Linked DNA regions of Mus musculus: all the other regions are linked to region 3. Evidence: chromatin loops called from intact Hi-C (ENCODE). Cell type or tissue: heart. All regions are shown on one strand. Links, peaks and the distances in the headings refer to the core of each region. The heading gives the core; the rest is flanking DNA.

What was found. Peaks named below come from ENCODE experiments on the same cell type or tissue, not always from the same donor. Only the 100,000 strongest peaks of a DNase experiment are listed, where the experiment ranks them.
Region 1: it touches region 3 in a loop (2.4-fold over the local background); 4 of 42 quality-filtered maps call a loop at or near these places.
Region 2: it touches region 3 in a loop (2.0-fold over the local background); 4 of 42 quality-filtered maps call a loop at or near these places.

Annotation. Positions count from the first base shown.
Region 1 is chr2:167,001,205-167,009,260 of GRCm38, reverse strand. It overlaps the pseudogene Gm11470. Among named protein-coding and RNA genes, the nearest start is that of Stau1, 8.9 kb to the right of the region's middle. In heart, for the core only: CTCF peaks have their summits at 4,326 and 4,534 (motif pointing right); a DNase peak (open chromatin) is centred at 4,583.
Region 2 is chr2:166,991,845-166,999,900 of GRCm38, reverse strand. It overlaps Stau1 (staufen double-stranded RNA binding protein 1), which reads left to right and starts at 3,602. Exons shown (of 12, transcript NM_001109906.2): 1 at 3,602-3,867. In heart, for the core only: no CTCF peak of the experiment used is centred there; DNase peaks (open chromatin) are centred at 3,530 and 4,520; H3K4me3 peaks cover 2,391 bases; H3K27ac peaks cover 1,937 bases.
Region 3 is chr2:166,902,528-166,910,583 of GRCm38, reverse strand. It overlaps Cse1l (chromosome segregation 1-like (S. cerevisiae)), which reads right to left and starts at 4,488. Exons shown (of 25, transcript NM_023565.3): 1 at 4,407-4,488. It overlaps Gm31204 (a long non-coding RNA gene), which reads left to right and starts at 3,290. Exons shown (of 3, transcript XR_866966.3): 1 at 3,290-5,005. In heart, for the core only: CTCF peaks have their summits at 4,485 and 6,647; DNase peaks (open chromatin) are centred at 4,213 and 4,573; H3K4me3 peaks cover 2,541 bases; H3K27ac peaks cover 2,000 bases.

The sequences.
Region 1 (8,056 bases), core at 1,591-6,590, 99 kb before region 3:
GAAGAGGTGAGTCTTCCTGAGTGCCTGTTGCAGGTATCTGTCTGTGTGGTCAGCTTGATGCTTTCCCAGAGAAATCCCAAGGTGAAAAATAGGCAAAGAGGCTTCCAGCCTAGAGAAGTGTACAGCTTTGGAGGAGGCCTAATGTGACAGCAGGGGAGGCGGGGAAAGGTCTTGGGAAAACACCCCTGATCCTGCCTTGTTTATCAGTACCAGGGAGGCCCCTGGGCCATCAGGAGAAGCTGAAAGAGAAGCACTGCCACAGAGCCAAGATTCTCAACCTAAAGCTTCGAGAGGCAGAGCAGCAGCGTGTGAAGCAGGCAGAGCAGGAGCAGCTTCGGAAGGAGGAAGGTCAGGTCCGTCTGCACAGCCTGGAGCCCCTGCAAGAGGAGGTCCTGCAGCTCAACCTCTAGTCAGCACAAAGACCTGCTGGATGTGGACCTGGTGCCCTCCAGATCCTGGGTAACCAACTGTATGGCCTCATCTCCGGCATCATTTTGCACCACCTTGGAAAGTGGTTTTCCCACAGCAGAGAACTAAGCTGAGGCAGAGCGAGCCCTACAGGAAATGCGGGACCTCCTCTCAGATTTGGAGCGGGAGATCACCAGAGCCTCTCAAGTGAAGAAGAAGCATGAAGAGGAGGCCCAGGTCAAGCTGCAGGAGTCAGCGGTGCAGCAGGGGCCAGGGGCTCCCACCCAGACCTCTGCACCCAGCCCAAGCCCAGCAGGAACACAGAATGAAGAGCTGCAGGTGAAGGTACAAGATAGCACGATGCAGTGGTACCAGCAACTTCAGGATGCTTCTGCCAAGTGTGTGTTGGCCTTCGAGGACCTGACCAGCAGCAAGGATAGTCAGATCAAAAAGATAAAGATGGGGGCTGGTGAGATGGCTCAGCAGGTAAGAGCACCGGACTGTTCTTCCGAAGGTCCTGAGTTCAAATCCCAGCAACCACATGGTGGCTCACAACCATCCCTAACGAGATCTGACTCCCTCTTCTGGTGCGTCTGAAGACAGCTACAGTGTACTTACATATAATAAATAAATAAATCTTTAAAAAAAATCCTTTAAAAAAAAAAGAAAGAAATCCAGCCCTTATTAAAAGGGCTGGTGAGATGGCTCAGTGGGTAAGAGCACCCGACTGCTCTTCCGAAGGTCCGAAGTTCAAATCCCAGCAACCACATGGTGGCTCACAACCATCCGTAATGAGATCTGACTCCCTCTTCTGGAGGGTCTGAAGACAGCTACAGTGTACTTACATGTAATAAATAAAATAAATAAATAAATCTTTTTTTAAAAAGATAAAGATGGACTTGCAGAAGGCAGCCACCATCCCAGTGAGCCAGATCTCCACCATTGCAGGTTCAAAGCTGAAGGAGGTCTTACACAAGATCCATAGCCTTCTCTCTGGAAAGCCTGTTCAGTCTGGTGTCTGTCACTCTTAACCCTCAGGGGCTGGACTTTGTCCAGTACAAACTGGCAGAGAAATTTGTGAAACAAGGGGAGGAGGAAGTGGCCTCTCACCAGGAAGCGGCATTCCCCATTGCAGCGGTGGCTTCTGGTATCTGGATGCTCCATCCTAAAGTGGGAGACCTCATTCTTGCTCATCTCCACAAGAAGTGTCCATACTCCGTTCCTTTCTACCCAGCTTTCAAGGAAAGGATGGCTTTGGAGGACTATCAACGGAAGCTTGGCTACCAAGTGACGCATTCCAAGGTTGAGCAACAGGATAACTTTCTAAAATGCATGTCTGGGATGATCTGTCTGTATGCCGCCATCATCCAGCTCCAGTGGCCATATGGGAAGCGGCAGGAGGCTCATCCTCATGGCTTAAATCATGGCTGGCGCTGGTTGGCACAGGTCTTACACATGGAGCCTCTCTCAGATGTGACAGCCACCCTCGTGTTTGACTTCTAGGAGGTGTGTGGGAACGCACTCATGAAGCAGAACCAGGTCCAGTTCTGGAAGATGATACTTCTCATCCAAGAGGACTACTTCCCCAGAATTGAAGCCATCACGAGCTCAGGACAGATGAGCTCTTTCATACGTCTGAAGCAGTTCTTGGAGAAATGCCTGCAACGCAGGGAGACTCCTGTGCCCAGAGGCTTTCTGACAACCTCCTTCTGGCGCTCCTGATGTCCTCCGTCACACTGTGTGGCAGGAGGGGCAACAATAAAGCAACCGAGACAGCGGGCTTGGAAGAATCACGTCAGATTGAGGAAGTGATCAGTGTGTTTTTATATATCTGTACCCCGTGAATAAGGCTTTTATAGTTCACAGCCTTTGTCAGTCCCGTGTCAGGTTTGGTAGTTCTATAGGCGGGTGTCACAGACAGACAGAGAAGTGGCCTTTCTAATTCTCACAGGTTACAAGAAGAGGTAAGAAGGGGCACTTAGCACTTGGCTGCACTTGGTCTCTAGTGTCTGTCGCTCAGGGAGCTGGTGATTCTTTATCTGCTTGACTCGGACCTGTAGTGAGTCCACCATTTTCCCTCCACGCTGTCCCACTGTTCATACACATAGAAAGAATAAGCCTCCTAAGAGTCCCTTAAAGTATCAGGTACTGTTTGCAGTCTGGGGATGAGGTAAAGTACTTACACTGTGTGGCTTGTGGCGTATGTGTGTATTCAGAAGACACGAATGATGTTGGTATGGACTGAACCCCAGAGTGTATCAGGGATTGGGTATATGGATCATGACTGGGAGCATGCACTGTAGAGAACTCTGTCCCCTTGATTTGGAATTTGACCCCTGGCTGGCTGAGGGTGCTGTACTAGATTAGATACCTTTTTGTTGTTTTTCCAACAAGAATTAAGATGGGTTGACCTGTGGCTTTGGGTGTAAGCTGAGGACCATCAGCAATGTGTGGCTGGGGTAAGGAGGAGCTGACTGTCTCAGTTGGAAGTATTTGTTTACAAACACATTGACTCTGCTGCAGAAGCCGAGCCTCAGCTCTGGTCATGCGGGCCTGTGTGGCAGGCATTCTCATTAGTACTCTCGAACGGCTTAAGCATTTTAATTGTGGACTAGAGTTCCCAAAAAAGTAATAAAGCTTGAGGTTTTGTTTTTGTTTTTTTTTAAAAAAAAAAAAGATTTGAAGACTAGGGAACAAAATACCCATGGAAGGAGTTACAGAGACAACGTTTGGAGCTAAGACTAAAGGATGGACCATCTAAAGACTGCCCCACCTGGGGATCCATCCCAAAATCAGCCATCAAACGCAGACACTATTGCATATGCCAGCAAGATTTTGCTGAAAGGACCCTGATATAGCTGTCTTGTATGAGGCTATGCCAGTGCCTGGCAAATACAGAAGTGGATGCTCACAGTCATCTATTGGATGGAACACAGGGCCCCCAATGGAGGAGCTAGAGAAAGTACGCAAGGAGCTGAAGGGGTCTGCAACCCTATAGGTAGAACAACAATATGAACTAACCAGTACCCCGGAGCTCTTGTCTCTAGTTGCATATGTAGCAGAAGATGGCCTAGTCAGCCATCATTGGGAAGAGAGGCCCCTTGGTCTTGCAAACTTTATATGCCCTAGTACAGGGGAACGCCAGGGCCAAGAAGTGGGAGTGAGTGGGTAGGGGAGCAGGGCTTGGGGAGGGTGTAGGGAACTTTCGGGATAGCATTTGAAATGTAAATGAAGAAAATATATAACAAAAAATTTGAAAAAATAGGATTTGAAAAAATTAGTTACCTTCTCTGATGGAGTTCTTTTTTCCCCATCGGGTTACTTGGCATTAAATTTGGGAACTAACCAGGTCACCTGTGGTGTCAGAGGCTGTCTTGATGACCTAGAACTAACTCAACATACCTACATCTAACCTCTCTGCCGCAGAGTTCATAACATCTCTACACAGAGTCCTGTCAGACTTTTAATATATACATATTTTAATATTTTTTTGAGGCAGGGTTTCTGTGCTGGCTTGCCTTATGTCAACTTGACACAAGCTAGAGTTATTTGAAAGGAAGAAGGAGGGACTCTCAGTAAGAGCCCGCTGTAATTACTTAGTAATTGATGACAGAGAGCCAGACTATGGTGGGTGGTACCATCCTTGGGCTGATGGTCCTGCATTCTATAAGCAAGCAGGATGAGCAAGCCGTGGGGAGTAAGCCAGTAACTAGCACCCCTCCATTGCCTCTGCATCAGCCCCTTCCTCCCGGGTCTTTCCCTGTTAGAGTTCCTGTTCTGACTTCCTTTAATCATGAACGGTAATGTGGAAGTGTGAGCCAAATAAACCCTTTCCTTCCCAAGCAGTCTTTTGGTCATGGGGTATCACTGCAGCAATAGAAACCCTCACTAAGTTTCTCTGTGTAGATCTGGATGTCCTGGTACTCACTCTGTAGACCAGGCTGGCCACAAACTTGGGGATTTGCCTCTCTCTGTCTACCAAGTACTGGGATTAAAGACTTGCACCGTAAGTAAACAAGCAGGGCTTGCTTGCTTGCTTGCTTGATTTGTTTATTTGTTTGTTTGTTTGTTTGATGTGTATGGGTGTTTTGCCTGCATGTAGATCTAGTTGTAATGACCACAAAGGCCAGAAGAGGGCATTGTATCCCCTGAAACTCAAGTTTCCGATGCCTGTGAGCCACCTTGTTAGTGTTGGTAATCCTGAGTCCTTTGAAGAGCAGCCAGCCAGTGCTTTTAGCAGCTGAGTCATCTCTCCGGCCCAGCCTTCAGACTTTTTGGGGATTATTTTGGAGGAGGTAGGAGTTACAGCTCAGCTGGTAGAGGGCTTGCCTAGCAAACGGGAAGATTTGGGTTTGACACTTACTACCGCATGACTAGGACGGGGTGGTACGCACCTGTAATCTCAGCACTTGGAAAATGGATACAGGAGGATGGAAAGTTCTAGGTCATCTTTGCCTACTGGCGAGTTCAAGGCCACCTTGGGCTGCCTGAGACTTTGTCTCTAAGATGAACAACAGCTGGGGAACAGCTGAGAGATAGATCAGCAGTTAAGAGCTCTGGCTGCTGTTCCAGAAGACCCACCACTCTCTGTGGCTTACAACAGTCTGTAACTCCAGCCCCAAGGGGATCTGGCCACCTGCTCTGACACATTGTTCACATACAGACACAGAGGCAAAGCACCTAGACACATAAATAAAAATCTAAAAAAAAATGTACATCTTAAATTAACAAACAAACAAACAAACAAACAAACAAAGGAATCCAAGCAGGCAGTGAGTTCAGGCTGGCCTTGAACTCATGGAGATCCTCCTGTCTCAGGCTTCCAGTAGATCACAGGCATGAGTCGCCATGCCTGGCTTTCTCATGGAATTAATAGAGATTTGCTTTCCTGTTAACTGACTGTTGGTATTTTTGACTTTTGTATGTGTGTGTGTGTGTGTGTGTGTGTGTGTGTGAGAGAGAGAGAAATCTTTTTTTTGGGGGTGGGGGGGTTGAGACAGGGTTTCTCTGTGTAGCCCCGACTGTCCTGGAACTCACTCTGTAGACCAGGCTGGCCTCAAAGTCAGAAATTCGCCTGCCTCTGCCTCCCGAGTGCTGGGATCAGGTCTCATTACAGGTGGTTGTGAGCCACCCCATGGTTGATAGGATTTGAACTCAGGACCTTCAGAAGAGCAGTCAGTGCTCTTAACTTCTGAGTCATCTCTCCAGCCCCGAAATCTTTTTATTATTCCTATCTCTTTACAAAGCTTGCCATTAATCTTTCTTATTTTTATGATCACTGTGATGGCAGGTTTTTTGTTTTTTGTTTTTTGTTTTTTGCTTTTTGTTTTTTGTTTTTTGTTTTTTTCAAGACAAGGTTTCTCTGTGTAGCTCTGGCTGTCCTGAAACTCATTCTGTAGATCAGGCTGGCCTCAAACTCAGAAATCTGCCTGCTTCTGCCTTCCAAGTGCTGGGATTAAAGGCGTGCACCACCACCGCCTGGCTAATCTAGACTTTTTTGATCTGGGAAATGCTATGCCTTTAATCTGGATTGAGAAAGAGAGAGAGAGAGATCGAGAGATTCATTTTATAAGTTCTGTTACTTGAGAATCCTGACTAATATAATTACATCTATTTTTTTAAGATTTTATTATTGTATCTAAGTACAGTGTAGCGGTCTTCAACCACACCAGAAGAAGGCGTCAGATCTCATTACGGATGGTTGTGAGCCACCATGTGGTTGCAGGGATTTGAACTCAGGACCTTAGGAAGAGGAGTTAGTGCTCTTACCTGCTAAGCTATCTCTCCAGCCCAATTACATCTGTTTTTATTTATTCACTTTGAACAATTTATTTTTTTATTTACTTTATGTATGTGAGTACACTGTAGCTGTCTTCAACACACCAGAAGAGGGCATCAAACCACATTACAGATGGTTGTGAGCCACCATGTGGTTACTGGGAATTGAACTCAGGACCTCTGGAAGGGCAGTCAGTGCTCTTAACCGCTGAGCCATCTCTCCAGCCCCACATTTATTTATTTACTTATTTTATTAATTTAAGACATCAAATGTTCTGACCTTTTTCTTCAGAGGTTCTAAATTTTGTTTTATACCTTAAGAGCTCTTCTCCATTTTAGAGTTAGGCATTTTTTTCTCTCTCCAAGGTTCTTCTACTACTTTTGTTTGTTCATTTTGAGACAGTCACTTACAACATTTATCCTTAGGACAAATTGTTCTCTTTTCAGTGGCCTTGAACTCACCAGGTGGCTGAGGATGCCTGGAGTTCCTGGTCCATTTACCTGAACATCCCACATACGGGGATTACAGGAATGTGTCCCACACAGCTCCTCTGACAATTTCATACAATCCTTTTTTTTGTTTAAACTTTTGATCCATGGGACTGGAGAGATGGCTCATCTGTTAAGAGCACATGTATCCTGTCACAATTCTTCTTCTTCTTCTTCTTCTTCTTCTTCTTCTTCTTCTTCTTCTTCTTCTTCTCCTTCTCCTTCTCCTTCTCCTTCTCCTTCTCCTTCTCCTTCTCCTCCTCCTCCTCCTGCTCCTCCTTCTCCTTCCCCTTGTCCTTCTTCTTCCTCTTCCCCTTCCCCTTCTTCTCCATCATCATCATCATCATCATCATCATCATCATCTAGAGACTGGATTGGTGGCATAAGGTGAAGAGCATTGGCAGCTTGTCAAGAGTGTTGGGGTTCATGAGTCGCCCCACAAACCACACACACACACCAATCTCAGTCAGAATGGGATGGCTTATTGAATGCACACCCTAATACTGATCAGTTCAGGGAGTAGCTCAGAATTATCTGAAGCTACAACATCAAACACTTCCCAGGGCAGGCATATAAAGGAAAACACCCACAATGAGCTCATAAACAGGTGTAGGAAGTGCTAAGCAGTGGTCAGCTCTGACTCAAACCATTTTAGATATAACAGTATATAACTGACCTTTAATTTGATGGGTCCCACATAAAGCTTTGTGGAATTTCTTAAGATTAACAAACCTCATACAGAACATACAGAACATAACAGGATATGTGATCTGTATGACTGTACTCTGAGACGAGTTATTTTTCTGTGTCAATGACTGGCAGGCATGTTACAGCAACAATATGAAATAGCTGGCAGGCATGGAACGAAATGTCTTCCGCTATGCGGGGGGAGGGGGCAGACCTCAACCCAGAGGATCTGGTTTTGATTCCCAGCACCTGCGTGACTGCTCACAGCCGTAACTTTACAGCGGATCCATATTTTCTTCTGGCCTCTGCTGGCACCAGTTAAAACACATGCAGGCAAAACGACGCTCAAACATGTACATAAAGATATATAAATAATAAACTACTAAAAAAAGTTAATTCTTGGGATCTGGAAAGATGGCTCCGTGGTTAAGAGCACCCATCGTTCTTCTAAAGGGCTTGGGATTGATTGCCAGCACCTACAGGGGGGCTCATAACCATCTCAGGGGACCTGACACCCTATTCTTGTTGTGCCCATTCAGGAACTGTTCTCGAACCTCAAAAGACCACCAAGGAGCTGAAGCTTGGGCTCACAGCTGATCCTGATGCACAGGATGGGAGGGTGAAGCCCCAAGTCCGGTTTCAAGCAAGCATTTACAGAGGTGAGCAAACAAGCAAGGGGGGTTTCAGCTTGGCA
Region 2 (8,056 bases), core at 1,591-6,590, 89 kb before region 3:
TCTTTTTTGTTTTTGTATGTGGGGTTTTTTTTTTTTTTTTTGAGACAAGGGTTCATGTAGCCCAGGATAGCCGCCCTTAAACTCATTTTGTAGCAAAGCCTTCCTCCCCCATTAACTTTTCGTTGTTTTGTTTGTTGACTTTTCAAAATGGTGTTTCTCTGTATGACTTCGGTTGTCCCAGACCTCTGGGTAGACCAGGCTGGCCTCAAACTCAGAGATCTACTTGCCTCTGTCTTTATAGTGCAGGGATTAAAGGCTAGCCTGAGATCTTTTTATAGAAAAGTGAACAAACTCCATGGAAGAAATGGAAAAAGAACAAGAAAATACTACAAAATCAGGATAACCTGAAGATGCAATACTGTTCTGAGAACTACCCTGAACCAAGGAATCGTTCCCAGGCACACAGTAGCCCTGGGAATTCCTGGTGCTGAGAGACCAAATCTTTTAAATTCAGACTCCATTTTAGAGAACTTGACTTCAGGTAAACTAAAACCTAGCATTAGTTTCCAAGTTACCCCTCAACAAAACCTGAGCCTAGCTCCAGTCTCTAGGCTAATCCCCGACAAGATCTGGGTCTCCAGGTTACGCCTCCAACGAGACCAGTATCTCCAGGGTTATTACCCCCAAAAGATCCACACTCCCAGGTTACAAGGCCACCCCTACCTAATGACCACCAATGCAGAGGAAAGCAGAAATTAAGTTTATGATATGACTCCCAGCACCAGCCAATTATGTTAAAGGTCATAGTAGCTCTCCAATTAGATGCTTGCACACTCCCACCCCGTCCATCCCCATCCCCCACTCCCACCCCGCTTGTTGCTTACTATAAAGTCTTGCCCCGATAGATATTCAGGGCTCCTCATCACCAAAACCGTCCTGCGTGACAGGGGTGTTCTGAGAGGCTGAGCTAGCTCAAATAAAATAAAAAGGTTCTATTGTGATTGCATCAGATTGGCTCCTGTCTATTTTGGGGGAATCACTAATATTTCCCTGGCAATACAGTACTTTCCAGTGAGTTTGTTTTCTTCTGTATATAGAGACTACTAGTTTTCTTCCAAGGTCCACAGACTTTTTATTTATTTATTTATTTTTGTAATTTTGTTACTAGCTCTCACATGTAGCCCTGGCTGAGCCTCAAACTTGCTCTGTAGACCAGGATGGCTTTGAACTCAGAGATCTGCCCTCCTCTGCCTCTCTTGTGCTGGGATTAAAGGTGTGTGCTGCCATACCAGACTGGGTTTGTTTGTTTTTTTTTTTAGATTTATTTATTTATTTATTTATTATATGTAAGTACTGTAGCTGACTTCAGACACACCAGAAGAGGGCATCAGATCTCATTATGGGTGGTTGTGAGCCACCATGTGGTTGCTGGGATTTGAACTTTGGACCTTCGGAAGAGCAGTCGGGTGCTCTTACCCACTGAGCCATCTCACCAGCCCAGGGTTTGTTTTTATGTAAAGAATACCTTGGACATTAGTTAGGCATAGTGGTACACACCTGTAATCCGAGCTATTGAGAGACTGTGAGGCAGGAGGATCATCTAGAACAGCGGTTCTTAACCTGTGGGTCTCAGTCCCTTTGGGGCCAAACAACCCTTTCACAGGGGTGGGATATCAGATATTTACATCATGGTTCACAACAGTAGCAAAATTACAGTTGTGAAGTAACAACACAAATAATTTTATGGTTGGGGTCACCACAGCATGAGGAACTGTGTTAAAGCACCACTGTGTTAGGAAGGCTGAGAACCACTGCTCCAGAGGCAGAGGCCAGCTTGGGCAGCATAGCAAAACTTTGTGCAAACAAACCAAAATTAAAGAATACAATCTATGCTGGGGGGATGGTGGCACGCACCTTTAGTCCTAGCACTCCGGAGGCAGAGGCAGGAGGATCTCTGTGAGTTTGAAGCCAGTGTGGTATACAGAGGGAGTTCCAGGAGAGCCAGGGCTACACAGTGAAACTGGGGTGGGAGAGTTCATTAATTTAAGCTGGCCGTGTGGTGGTGGCACACACCTTTAATTCCAGCACCCAGGAGGCAGAGGTATTCTGATCTCTCCAAATTTGAGGCCAGCCAGAGCTAAATAGTAAGACCCCATTTCAAACAAAACAAAACCCAAAAAACAAAAAACAAACAAACAAAAAAAACCCCAAACCCACCAAAATTGATTATTTTGTGCGTAAATACGCACATTTTACCCGGTGGGCATCTTCACTGCCCTAACTGCCTATGTGTTGCTTACTTAGCGGAGTTGGCTGGGAACTGGAAGGAACGGCTGGTTCTGGAACTCAGTGTCACTGGGTTTTACAAAAAGCAAACTAAGAAGACTTAATTCAGATAAAGGCGCCCCCCAGTGTCTCTGCAAGTCAGAGGAGGGTCTTTTTAGCTACAGCAGACGTCATCATGAATTCATGCAAAGTCAGCCACAGTGCCTTGGCAAGGAGACTGGGCTGTTAGGCATGCTATTTTTATTTATTTATTTGTTTGTTTGTTTGTGTTTCCAGACACCACCAACTGGCTAGGTTTTTTTTTTTTTCCCCTTTTGGGGTAGGGATGGAACCCGGAGTCTTGGGTATCTAGCTATGATGTTTACCTAGGTGCATCAACCACAGGCACCACTTAAAATAAGCCCAGAGGGGGGCTACAGAGATGGCTCAGCGGTTAAGAGCACTGACTGCTCTTCTAAAGGTCCTGAGTTCAATTCCCAGCAACCACATGGTGGCTCACAACCATCCATAATGAGATCTGATGCCCTCTTCACAATGTACTTACAAATAATAATAAATAAATCTTAAAAAAAAAAAAAGCCCAGAGGATGCCAGCGACTCAGCTCCCACAACCTCCGGTAAGGACCCCATCTAATTCTAAAGACCTGTCTCCCCCGCTACATAAAAGGGTTGCTACATAAAAGGGTTGCTATAGGGCTGGAGAGATAGGTGGCTAACAGTTAAGAACACTTGAAGAGGATCTACCTCACAACTGCCTGAAACTCCTACACCAGGCAGGCAACGCCAGCACTGGACTCCGTGGATGCCTGAACTCAAAACACCAAGGCAAGAAAACCCAAGCTATAAGACTAGTGAAGATGGAGCTGAGCGGTAGAAGTTTGCTTCAATCCCCAGGACTACACTAAACAAGCCCACACCAGCCTCTTGTCCACAGAACCACACTCAGTTTAGAGCTGCGGGAAAGGAACCAGACAGCACTTGTGCTTGTCTGTTTTCGGCTCAGACTTCATTTACTCTGACTTCCCCAGTAAACTCCATAAGGGCAGGGACTTGTGCATTCTCACTGTATTCTCAGCTTTCGGTCTTGCACGCAGCAGCAGGTTAACAAAAGTTAGCGTAGGGAAAAAGGGGTGACTGTAGGAAGGGAACAGAAAGCCTAGAAAAGAAAGGAAGCGAGGCCTGTATTCCCTGCCGAGACCGAGCTCCTGGGAAACTACAACTCCCAACATGCCTCGGACCCAGCGCAGCCGTGCCCGGCCCTTGTGGGCCTTGCGTGCCTAGAGAGCGCATGCGGGACGCGGCGCCCGCTGGGACTTGTGGTTCCTGCCGCGGTGTGTAGGGGGTGGGGCCGGCATGGAGGCGGGCGGGGGCCGGGGGCGGGCGCGGCCCCTCCCCCGTCACTTCCTGCCAGGCTGCGGGCCCCGAGCCGCTCTTCAGCGTTTGCGCTGGCTGTCGTCGCGTCTGTGTGCGCTCCCCCTTCTTCTGAGCCCCGGCCTGGCGGCGCCCGCCTTCGCCTCCGCCACTCCGCCTCTTCCCTCCTCTGGTCGGTCCCTTTTTCCTCGCCGTCTTCACTTGCTTCTTCACCTCCTCGCCGCCGCCCAAGACCGCCGGCCCCGGGACGAGCTCTGGGGAAGCAGCCAGGTAAGGCGGCCGGTCCGGGCCGGGTCGGAGCGGGTCGCGGAAGGACCCACGCAGGCACGGCGTCAGCGGGAGGTGGGCGGCGGGTGGGCTAGGCCTTGCGGGCGCGCGAGCCGCGGCCCAGGCCCGTCTCCGCCTGCGGGGCCTTCCCGGAGGAGGCGGGCCCTCCGCGCCGCTCGTGGGCCCTGTGCCGGAGTTAACGCGGGGGGCGCGGGCGGGCAGGGGCAGCGTCGGTCCGGAGGCCCCCCGGGTTTCGGTGCTATGCACAGTGTCGCGGCCAGTGCCGAGCCGCGGGATGAGGTGCCAATTCCCGGCTCGGCCCCCTTCGTCAGTCACTTCGTATTCTTTGTGTCTCTGTTATGAGGGGGAGAAGGAGGGGGAATAGTATTAATCCTGTCCCAACCCGGTCCCTGCCTCTTCAGGCTGTGAAGTTGTGCAGTGAAATGGGGCGTGTAAAGTGCTTATCAGTGTGCCAGACCCACGTCGTGTCCCAATAAGCCGTTTGCATAATTTATTAAGATGATATGAAGGTATAATTTAGGGTGCAGACGGAACATAAGTTGACCTTCCTTTCCACTAGGGTTTTCTCCGAGGCAGAAGAATCCCGCGTGCCCACTGGCAGTGCCTGAGCATTGTGCTCGCTTGGCACCAGAGAGGGGCGGGCGCTTAATGGGGACACTGTAGCAGACAGGGTATGGATGTAAAGCCATCATCATGTCTGTGAAACCAGCTGTAGGGACTTCACCGGCTCCCCTAGGCTCCGCACCCTGTCCCATGTCTCCCTGCCACCATCCAGAACCTTATTGCCATTCCTTTTTATGAGAAAGTTGCTGGCATAAGCTTCTCTTGGGTTTAGCAGACCTTTTTGGAGCCTTCTTGTGTGTCAGGCTCTGGAGGTGGAGTATGCAAAGATTCGAAAACCGTGGTTTCCTGGTTCGCATCTGTAGCTCTTAACTTTCTTTAGCTGAGGCCCTCCCTAGTTATCAGTTTCTCTTAAGCTCTGGCCTCACCTCCCTACTTATGGGCGAAGCTTTTATTTTGTTCCGTTTTGCGTTTTGCCCATTGTATTGTATGCCTTTTTTAAGGTCACTGTTTTCAATTGCTTGTAGCTGTAATAATTCTGTTTGCTTGCTTGCTTGCTTGCTTGCTTGAGACGTGGTTTCTCGGCACAGTCCTGGCTCTCCTGGAAGAAGAAGCTTGTGCTGTAGACCAGGCTGAGTAGCGGTAATTCTTGAGAATTGGAAGTGTTGGAAGAGATTTAAACTGGGATTTTGATCTTTCAGGGATTTGTACTTACCAAATGTAAATTACATCACTACTTGTTGAAGCAAAAACTAAAAATACATTTGGGGAGTGTGGAGGAAGAAGTCTTGGCCATTCTAGTGAACTTTTAGGAGACTGTCTTTATTCTGACTCAGCCTTGATTTTCTTTAGTAAGATTAAGTAACTTTTTTTTAATTTATTTTTTATTTTTTTATTTTTTGTTTTTTCCAGACAGGGTTTCTCTGTATAGCCCTGGCTGTCCTGGAACTCACTCTGTAGACCAGGCTGGCCTCAAACTCAGAAATCCGCCTGCCTCTGCCTCCCAAGTGCTGGGATTAAACGTGCGTGCTACCATTTTATTTTTGAGCATTATATCAGCAGCAGCTGTTGTGGAAGTCAGAGCACAACTTGTGAGATTCAGTAGGTTGCCAGGTTCCTTGCTGAAAGACTTGACATACAGAGCCATCTCAATACCTCAAAAAAAAAATTTTTTTTTTTTTAAATCTGTGCTTAGTGTCATAGGCATCCCCCTCCTTAAAGATGTGCAGCTCACACAGGAGCAGATTTACAAGAGTCACACCTCAGGTGTTTTCTGTGCTCAGTGCTTTTCTGAGTGGAGGCCGGAGGTCAGCCCCTTGTCTTCCTCGAGGGCTCTCTACCTTATTTCCTGGAACAGTCTCTAAGCATTTCAGCTTTTCCTGAGCTACCCATCTCTAAAGCCTGTCGGCAGATTTTGGGCACTCAGTTTCTTTAGTAAGTGAAAAATGTTTATATTGCACCCATCTCGATATTGCAATATTTTTGTAACAGTCAGGAAATAGTTTCTAGCATAAATGGTTGAGTGTAATGGCTTTTTTGTTTGTTTGTTTGTTTTGGATTGTTTTGTTTTTAGAGACAGGGTTTCTCTGTGTAACATAGCTCTCTGGCTGTCCAGGAACTTGCTTTGTAGACCAGGCTGTCTTTGAACGCAGATAAGCCTGCCTCTGCCTCCAGAGTGCTAGGATCAAAGGCATTCAACATTGGCTGTTTTTCAGTTACTCGTTAATAGTTCAGGAACTGTTGATTCAATCCTTAAGGAGTAAGGCTGAAATCTGGGCTGAAAAGTGGGAGTCCCCAAAAGAGGACTAACTCCACTAACTCTCAGCTGTTTTTCTGCTGTGTGTTAATCATATTTCAACCAAGAAGCCAGATCCCAAAAGAAAGAAAAAATGAGAATGAGCGAGCAAGTGATCCCTTCCAGTATAGTAAGAAATTTCATTTCATTAACAGTTAAACAGTCATCCTGAGGTGAGCTGGTTAACATCAAAATGACTAAGATTATGATAGATTTAGGATTTGTTTCAAAACAAGCTAGCTTAAAGGAGGTTCAAGAAGAAACAAGGCCGACCTTAGCTGTGAGTTAATAATTGTCAAAGCTAGGTGACCAAATACACAGTGCCCTCTATAGCATTCAACTTTAACACTTAAAAATAACCTCAGGTTCTCTATCACAGCCTTAAAGTATCACTTCGCTGGGTCTATCATAATTTGTGATATGGCAAAGGATATGTTTGGCACTATTTGTAGATTTGCTTGTTTAGGGACTGTTCAAAGACAGCAGACATTATGGCATTATACAGAGAGAGATTCTAAGTTCGAGGTCTTCATCTGCTTTCTTCCCTCGGGTCTGGGAACCCCATGGAAGAGTGGGAGGAAAATTTGTAGGAATCAGAGGGACTGCAGGACTAAGCAGGATGTGAGTAGACAGGCTTTCAGAGACAGAAGCTGCAAGCATGGGGCCTGTATGGTCTGCACTAGGTTCTTTGCAAACGTGTTGTAGCTGCTAGCTTGTTTTCTTGAGACTAACTGTGGGAACAGTTTTGTCTCTGATTCTTTTGCCAGCTCTTGGGACTCTTGTCCTCTTGTGGGATTGTCTTGTCCAGCTTTGTGAGGGCTTTCGTCTTATTTTATTATATCTTGTTTTGTTGTGTTTGATTGTTGCCTCTTGGAGGCCTGCTGTCTTCTGAAGGGAGGCTCTGGAGGAGACAGGAGGTGTGGAGGGAGTTAAGGCTGCAGGGAAGGAAAATTGTGGTTAGGGTGAATTAAATGAAAGAAGAGTATTTTCAATAAACAAATATAAACTAACAACAACAAAAACAAAAAGATGACTCTGTCTAAAAACAAAACAAAAAGGGAAAATAAACAAAGCTTGCCTTCTAAAAAGCCCCCAGGCTGTAGTCCTAGCTATTGGAGAGGCAGCCCCCTGGCCAGCTGGGATGAGAGAGACCCTGATTGTCTCAGAGTGAAAAGAAGAGAGCCGTAGGGCTGAAGCTCAGTGGTGGGCACTTGCCTAACATGTACAAGGCTGAAGGTTTAATCTCTCTACTGTAAACCCCCAATTTACTGCCCCCCCCCCCCAAAAAAAAGGGTGGTTGAATTGCTGCCTGAAGGGTGCCTGCAGTGTTTACAAACAACAGACTGACTGGATGCTAAGAACCTTAACTGTGGACAAGATGCAACACCACCTTAGAGACTGGTATTTCCCTTGTCTAAAAGCAAAGTCTCTTACAGAGAGGAGATTGACCAGAATGTTGTAAATGATTGCTGCTGTTGCTCAATTTTCTCTGTAACTTTGTTATGTCTCCCCTCAGAGCTTGGTCAGTACAGTGCCAGTGTTCTGTGGTTTCAGTTGTTCCAGCCTGGGTGGTGGGAGGGGCCTCTCTCTTCACAGTAATTTAGGAGCTTGTCCTTAATCCCAGAATTTATGTCTAAGAAGGAATAAAACATTTAAGAACAGTGGTCTTTCCCCATTAGGCTTAAAGTAAAACTTTGGAGTACTTAGAATTTTTACTATACTTGTAGTCTCTTCAAAATAGATGTTCTCTTAAGGTGCATCCAGCAAGCTCATTTATATACAAATGGTTTTAAGTTTAGACATGGACCTGACTCT
Region 3 (8,056 bases), core at 1,657-6,656:
GGCAGGTGGATTTCTGAGTTCGAGGCCAGCCTGTTCTACAAAGTGAGTTCCAGGACAGCCAGAGCTATACAGAGAAACCCTGTCTCAAAAAAACAAAACAAAACAAACAACCCCCCCCCCCAAAAAAAAAAAGAGGGCATCCTAGAAGCCAGGAAAAGCAGCAGCAGTCAAAGAGAGTAAGACAGGATTCTAAAGAATGAAAAAGATCGCCAGGAGTGGTGGCCCAGCCTTTAATCCCAGCACTTGGGAGGCAGAGGCAGGCAGATTTCTGAGTTCGAAGCCAGCCTGGTCTACAGGGTTAGTTCTAGGACAGCCAGGGCTACACAGAGAAACCCTGTCTCAAAAAAAAAAAAAAAAAAAAAAAAGAAAAAAAAATAAATGAAAAAGATGTTCCACCAGTGTTTTGTTTTACTGAAGACAAGGTGTCACAAGCTAGCCTTGAACTTATAACAACCCTCCTGTCTAAGTGATGGATTATAGACATAAACTAAATTTTCATCTTGATACATACTGAGAAAAACACTCAGTGAAAAAGATTAAGGCTGGCCTTGTGCAGGATGCTTCCCAATAGCCGAAAGCCATGACCTTCAAAAGAACTTTGCTATCTGTGTTCTCCTCACCATAGTCCTTTCCACTTAGCTATTGAGAGGACTTATCACAAGGCAAGTCTGAGCTTAAGGATGGGTGGCCAGACCTCATGTGAGACACACATTATGACTCACAACCTTGGGATCACCTGTCTCCCACTCACAGTGCTGGGCTTACAGGCATTTACGTCCCTGCCTGACTTTTACATAAGCGCTGAGGATTGAATCCAGTCCTGTAACTACTGAACCATTCACCAGCCCCTCAAAAACCAAGCTTGGGGATGGAGAGAAGGGTCCATAGTTAAGAGCATTTGCTGCTCGCTCTAGTGTGCTTTCTATTGCTGTGGCAGATATTGCATGCTCAAACACCAACTTGGGGAGGTAAGGGTTTATTTCATCACCACTGTAGTTCATTACGAAGAGGAGGCAGGGCAGGAACTCAAGGCAGGAACCTAGAGGCAAGAAGTGAAGCAGAGGGCTGGCGAGATGGCTCAGTGGTTAAGAGTGCCAACTGCTTTTCTGAAGGTCCCGAGTTCAAATCCCAGCAACCACATGGTGGTTCACAACCATCTGTAATGAAATCTGATGCTCTCTTCTGGAATATCTGAGGACAGCTACAGTGTACTTACATATAATAAATAAATAAATAAATCAAAAAGGAAAAAAAATATTTAAAAATAAAAAAACAAAAAAGAAGTGAAGCAGAGGCCAGGGAGGAGTGCTGTTTACTGGCCTGCTCAGCCTGCTTCCTTGTACCACCCAGGACCACCTGCCCTGAAAAGAATTAATCCCAGAGACTGCATACAGGCAACCTGCTAGACACTCCCTCTTCCCAGATGACTTAGAACTGTTGTAAGAGGACAATCTTGGGCTGGAGAGATGGCTCAGTGGTTACGAGCACCAACTGCTTTTCCAGAGGTCCTGAGTTCAATTCCCGGCAACCACCTGAAGGCTCACAACCATCTGTATAGCTGTATATACACATAAAATAAACAAATCTTTAAAAAAAAAAAAAAAGGACATATAGGTGAACACTCACACATAGAACATTAACACCTTTTCAAAGTCCTGAGTAGCGGAAAGCCTAGCCTCTTCCTATGGGCCCTCAGATGAAAATGAAGGTTTTGGGAACAAATACTTTTCCCCAAACATCTCACAAACGCCCATGATAAAATGTCCAAGACTCTTGTCTTTTTGTCAACCTCACTAAGAGAAGCATTTCTGAGGCCTTCCTTGCATCTGGGAAGAGGGAAAGGAACTCAATAAATGAAAATTAACAATACATCAAGAGATTAACTTAACATCTGTTCCCACCTTAAAAGTTTTTTACAAATTTATGTGTATCTGTATATGTTTCTGCCTGTATGTATACCTAAGAGTCGATGGAAGCTAGGGGCCATCAGATTCTCTGGAGCTAGAGGTATAGGCAATTCTGGCCCACCTGTAGGTACTGGAAACCACCCTTGGGTCCTCTGCAAGACCAATACATGCTCTTGACTACCGAGCCACCTCTCCTGTTCCCCGAGATTTTACTATAGGCATTTATTATATGCACATGTGCCACAGCATATGTGTGAAAGTCAGAAGACAACGTGCAGGAGTCAGCTCGCCCCTTCCAGCACTGGGGTCCCAGGGAACCCAGTTGTCAGGCCAGGGAGGGGTCACTTAGGGTTACTTTCCATCCATCCATCTTGCTCACCCTACCCTTGGCTTTTTTAAAAGAACAGTTACTGGGGCTGGTGAGATGGCTCAGTGGGTAAGAGCACCCGACTGTTCTTCCGAAGGTCCAGAGTTCAAATCCCAGCAACCACATGGTGGCTCACAACCATCCGTAACAAGATCTGACTCCCTCTTCTGGTGTGTCTGAAGACAGCTACAGTGTAGTTACATATAATAATAAAATAAATCAAAAAAAAAAAAAAAAAAAAAAAAAAAGGGGGGAGTTATATCCCCCATACACCACAAAAAAAAAAAAAAAAAAAAAAAAAAAAAAAAGAACAGTTACTAAGCACACTTCAAGACAACAGGAGTCTGGGCAGTAACCTGAGTCCCTACATCATTTCTCTGCTTCCACTCTGTATCAAACCCAAACTTACACGGCCACAAAGTCCTGCACCAGCTCTTCTTCCCACCACTTGACTTGGATTTTCCTAAGACGCCCCGAATTCCAAGTGAGTTTCTGTCCTTGAGTTTTTGTTTCTTGTTCACCTCACCTTTCCCTGGTTAGTCTCTGCTCAAACGCCACCTCTTCACCTGTCACCTCTGTCACGACCTGAAATACCTGAACTCACTCACGGACTCCTCCAATTAGAACGTGAGCTCCCTAAAGAGAGACACCTTGTCCACTTGTGATTCTTCACTATATTCCCAGGGTTTCATAGAATGAGATATTAAACAAATAAGGCAATAAATCAATTCCACAGTTAAAAGCACTGCTCTCTCAACCAATTCCTGTCTAGAGACTGGCTTCCCAAAGCCCAACTAGAACACCAAACAGCCAGAGGGGAGAAAATTCCTTTGCACAAATGGAAAAGTGAAGAAGAGTTGAGTGTGGTAGCCTACACTTGTAGAAAGATAACGCTCTAAGTCTAGCCTGGGCTATGAAAGACCCTTTATCCAAAATAAATAGATAGACAGACAGACAGATACCTTCCATGTCTTCATAAAATAACAGAGCATTCACCATGTGGCTCTCATACATGGGACCCAGCAATAAAAAGTTATCCTTAAAGATAACTCAGAGCAGATGAGAACCGTGAGAAACAAGCAGTAGTTACTACATATAAGGTCAATGCTACAGGACACATAAACGTGGGTGATGTGGCCATCGCAGTGAGAACTGAGAACTCCTCCCTAAGAAGGGAACTTGAAAGGCAGGGAGGGAGGCAGCCCCGCCAAGATCTGAGGTCAGCTGCTTCTAACATCACGAAAGCTGGGGACTTAGCATACAGGACGGGACTATGAATACTTAAAAGAGCCGGTCATGGAGGCGACAGTGCTTATGGAGAGACGAATGGCCATGGTCAGCAGTTCAGGCGAGCCCTCTGGGAAACACAGCCTGCAGTCAGCGGAACCTTCAAGCCACTTAACCGAATATGCAAGTGAAGAATCGTAAGTTTGAGGAGAGGGTAAAAATGCCATTTCAGTGGAAGAGATTGTTCAACACGTGAGGGAGCACGGTTTCCACGCCCAGCATCACCTAATTATTTAAAAACTAGGAAATTCGTAGAGAGGCAAGGACTAGCTCTGAATTACACTCCTAGGGAAAGACGGAGTGTGCGTGGGGACAGATTATCTAACTGGAAAGCCGGCGAGCCCCAGGCAGGGGAACACCATTCGCCTGTAGGTTCCTTAGGTCCTAGGGACACGAACGTCACAGCCAGCTGAAACCCGAGGGCCAAGTCCACTCTGGCGGAGGCCAAAGCCCCGCGAAGTCAGAGTGGGCGATCTCCGGCCTCTTTTAGAACCAGGGACCCAGACCGGCTCGGCCAGGTCAGGCCTCGGCGCGGAACAGCGCTCACGCTGCGGGCCCCGGCGCGCCGAGAACGGACGCGCGGGCTTGACCAATCCGCGGACGCCTACGCGGCGGCGCGACCAATCCCAGCAACGCTGGAAGGGAAGGGGCGGGAGCTCGAGAAGCTCGCGTGAGGCCGAGCCCCAAGCTGCCCCAGCTTCCCGGAGCGGTCAGGCCCGACCCAGAGGCGGCGTGCGGGGAAGACCAGGCGCGCGTCCTCGGGCTGAGGCCCAGATCCACCTCCCAGCGATCGGCCCCTCCCTCAGCCGCGTCCCCGCGGCCACCCTGCTCGCTCCATGCCTCACCTCGTGGGGACGCCGAGACCGAGGAGGGAATCCCAAGCGAGAGCTGCAGCCGACACTACCCCACTCCAGCCGCTGCTCCGCCTCACATTCAAACCCTGGCAAAATGGCGCGGCGGCTAAGGTGGCGGCCACTGCGCATGTGCGAGTGAGACCGGGACGCGGGGTGGAGCCAGGAATGCTTTGGCCCCACCCCGGCTGCGAGGGCCAATCGGAACCATTGCTCGGGTCTGCGGTGACGTCACAAGAGACCGTGCCTTTTGACGCAGGCTTCTGTTTTGGGTTTCTTTCCTCAGACCCTAGCAGGTTCTGCGAGTGGCTCCTAGTGGCTTCTAACTGTTGGATGGAACGTGCTCGTTCACGCCTGAGCGAAGGGACAGAGCAGAGCGTCTGTTCTAGGACAAATAGAATAAACGAATGAGTAAGAATTTCAAGCTAGGGGATAGCACGCTTGGTTAAGCAAGTGATAGCTGCGCAAGGAAGAAGACGGGAGTTCGAATCCCCAGCACCCACATAAAAGCCAGCCTGACTACAATTCCGTACCTGGGGAGGCAGACACAGGAAGATCGCTGGGGCTTACTGGCCGGCCTGTCTAGCTAATTGGTGAGCTTCTGTTTCCATAAGAGATCCAGCCTTGAAAACTAAGAGAGCAATGGATGAAGACACCCACATTCATTCACTCACACACACATGATTTCAGAAGCTGAAGGCGATGGCTCATGCTTGTTACCACTTGGCACTTGGGAGGCAGAAGCAAGACAATCGCCATTTATTTAAGCCCAGCATGGTCTACACAGAGGCCAGGCATAGCTACACAGTGAGATCCTTTCTCAAAAAAAAATTTTTTTTTTCAGACGACGATGTAGTTGGTGGCAACTTAAAGGTAACTGGGATGTTCATTTGACCCTTGAACAAGAGAAATCTTATCTTTTCAAAAGCCAGGAGACAGTTGTGTGACTGTACGCCTCGCAAGCAAAGAAAGGTGAAGGTCTAGAAGCAGGTTTTTGATCAAGACTGAAGCCTAGTGTTCTGTAGTAAGACCGGGCTGAAGAAGCCAGCTTAGCTTGCCTTCTCTGTTCCTCTCTGCTACAAGCTTACCCCACTTTACTGCACTGATATGTGTTCCTTCCTGTCTCTGGGTCCAGGAGTAGCTGGCTCACTTTGCGTTTTAGCCAGTAAAGGACAGGCTGCCTAGCTTGCCATGAATTCCAGGTCACAAACACTCATTTTCATAATCGATACTTCATGGGAACGCTTACCCTCAAAAGCATGCATTGTTTATGTAAGGTTCTCATTAAACTGTTTTTTTTTTTAAGATTTATTTATTTGTTATATGTAAGTACACTGTAGCTGTCTTCAGACACTCCAGAAGAGGGCATCAGATTTCATTACGGATGGTTGTGAGCCACCATGTGGTTGCTGGGATTTGAACTCAGGACCTTCAGAAGAGCAGCCGGTGCTCTTAACCACTGAGCCATCTCGCCAGCCCTAAACTGGGTTTTCTGTATCTTACCTGGTTGGCTTGACTTCATTCTATCATCCTGAGTTAATTTATGTAACAGGAGGGGTGCGTGGGTGCCATGGTAGCTGTGTGAGGTCAGGTCTCACCAGCTTGTGGGTCCCAGGGATTGAACCCTGGCCCTCAGTCTTGGCAGCAAGTGCTTCTACCCTCAGCCCTCCTCCTCATGCTGTCTGCAAGGCGTGTGAGTTTCTTGTGTTTCTTCTACACAAGAGCTTAAGTCTTACTGCTCTTCTTTATAGCCGTGCCTCCAACACTCAGCACACCCCAGCTGCTCAGTAAAGATGTTCTGGGGTTTTTTGTTTGATTGGTTTGGTTTGCTTATGACTTCTCGAGACAGGGTTTTTCTGTGTAGCTGTCGCTGTCCTGGAAGACAGAGCTGTAGACTAGGCTGGTCTCGAACTCACAGAGATCTGGTTGACTCCATCTCCCAAATGTTGGGATTAAAGATGTGCCACTGCCACCACCACCAGGCTCTGTTGCTAGGTAATTTTTTTTTAGATTTATTTATTTATTACGTATACAATATTCTGCCCGCATGTATGCCTGCATGCCTGAAGAGGGCACCAGATCTCATTGTGGATGGTTATGAGCCACCATGTGGTTGCTGGGAAATTGAACTCAGGACCTCTGGAAGAGCAGACAGTGCTCTTAACCTCTGAGCCACCTCTCTAGTCCAAATATATGTATATTTAATGTTAAGGTTTTTTTCTTTTCTGTGTGCCACATGCATGCAGTGCCCAAAGAGGCCAGAGGAGAGCGCTGTTTCCCACAGAGCTGGAGGTGACACATGGGAGCTGGAAACAGTACCTGGGTCCCCTGGAAGAGCAGCCAGTGCTTTCACCCATGGAGGAGCACCTCTCCTGCCCCTCCCTGTGTGTTGGGTATGCACATCCGTATAGGTGAAATGTCGTGTATAAGTACAAGCAAGGCACTGGATTTTTTTTGTTTGTTTGGTTTTTCAAGACAGGGTTTCTCTGTATAGCCCTGACTGTCCTGGAACTCACTTTGTAGACCAGGCTGGCCTCAAACTCAGAAATCCGCCTACCTCTGCCTCCTGAGTGCTGGGATTAAAGGCGTGTACCACCACCGGCTGGTAAGGCCCTGGATTTTGTTAGAAATAAGTTCAAAGTTCTAAAGAATGAGACCACTATTCCAGTTGAAATGTCTCAACAGGGCAAGACTTTACTTTGACCTAGACCCTGGACTAGAGCAGTGGTCCTCAGCCTTCCTAACACTGGGATCCTTTCATACTGTTCCTCATGTTGTGGGGACCCCCCCAACCATAAAATTATTTTTGTTGCTACTTCATAATTGTAATTTTGCTCCTATTATTAACATAATAATATAACGTAAGTAACTGTCTTCCAATGTTCTTAGGTGAGCCCCATGGTGAGAACATTTGTTCTAGATTCTAGAGTGCATTGCTCAGAAACATGGAAGAGCATTTTCTGATGTAGGCGACGATCGGTCAGGTCTTTCCTCCATTGGCTGGTGTCTGACCTCACACTTCTCCATTGGCTAGTTTCAAAAGAAAGTGAAGAACTGGGTGTGGTGGTACTCGCCTTTAATCCTTATCAAGGCCAGCCTGGTCTACAGAGAAAGTTCCAGGACAGTCAGGACTGCACAGAGAAACCCTGTCTCAACAAAACAGAACAAGAAAACAAAGGATATGATGGAGAGAAGAAGGGGTTGGGCTCTTAATATTTTTAAGTTCCAAGAGAGCAACAGGGCCTTTACATAAACAAAGGTTTTACAGGGTAAGGAGACTAAACCATTTATATAAAATCTTACAAGGTTGGAGAGGATAAAATATATGAATTTCTTGTCATAAAGAGAAATTTTGGGGCTGGAGAGATGGCTCAGCAGCTGAGAGCACTGACTGCTCTTCTGAAGGTCCTGAGTTCAAATCCCAACAACCACATGGTAGCTCACAACTACCCTTAATGAGATCTGATGCCCTCTTCTGGTGTGTCTGAAGACAGCTACAGTGTACTTATATAATAGTACTTATATAATAATAAATCTTTGGGCCGGAGCGGGCAGGGTTGACAGGAGGGAGCAGAGGTCCTAAAATCAATTCCCAACAACCACACGAAGGCTCACAACCATCTACAGCTACAGCGTACCCATAT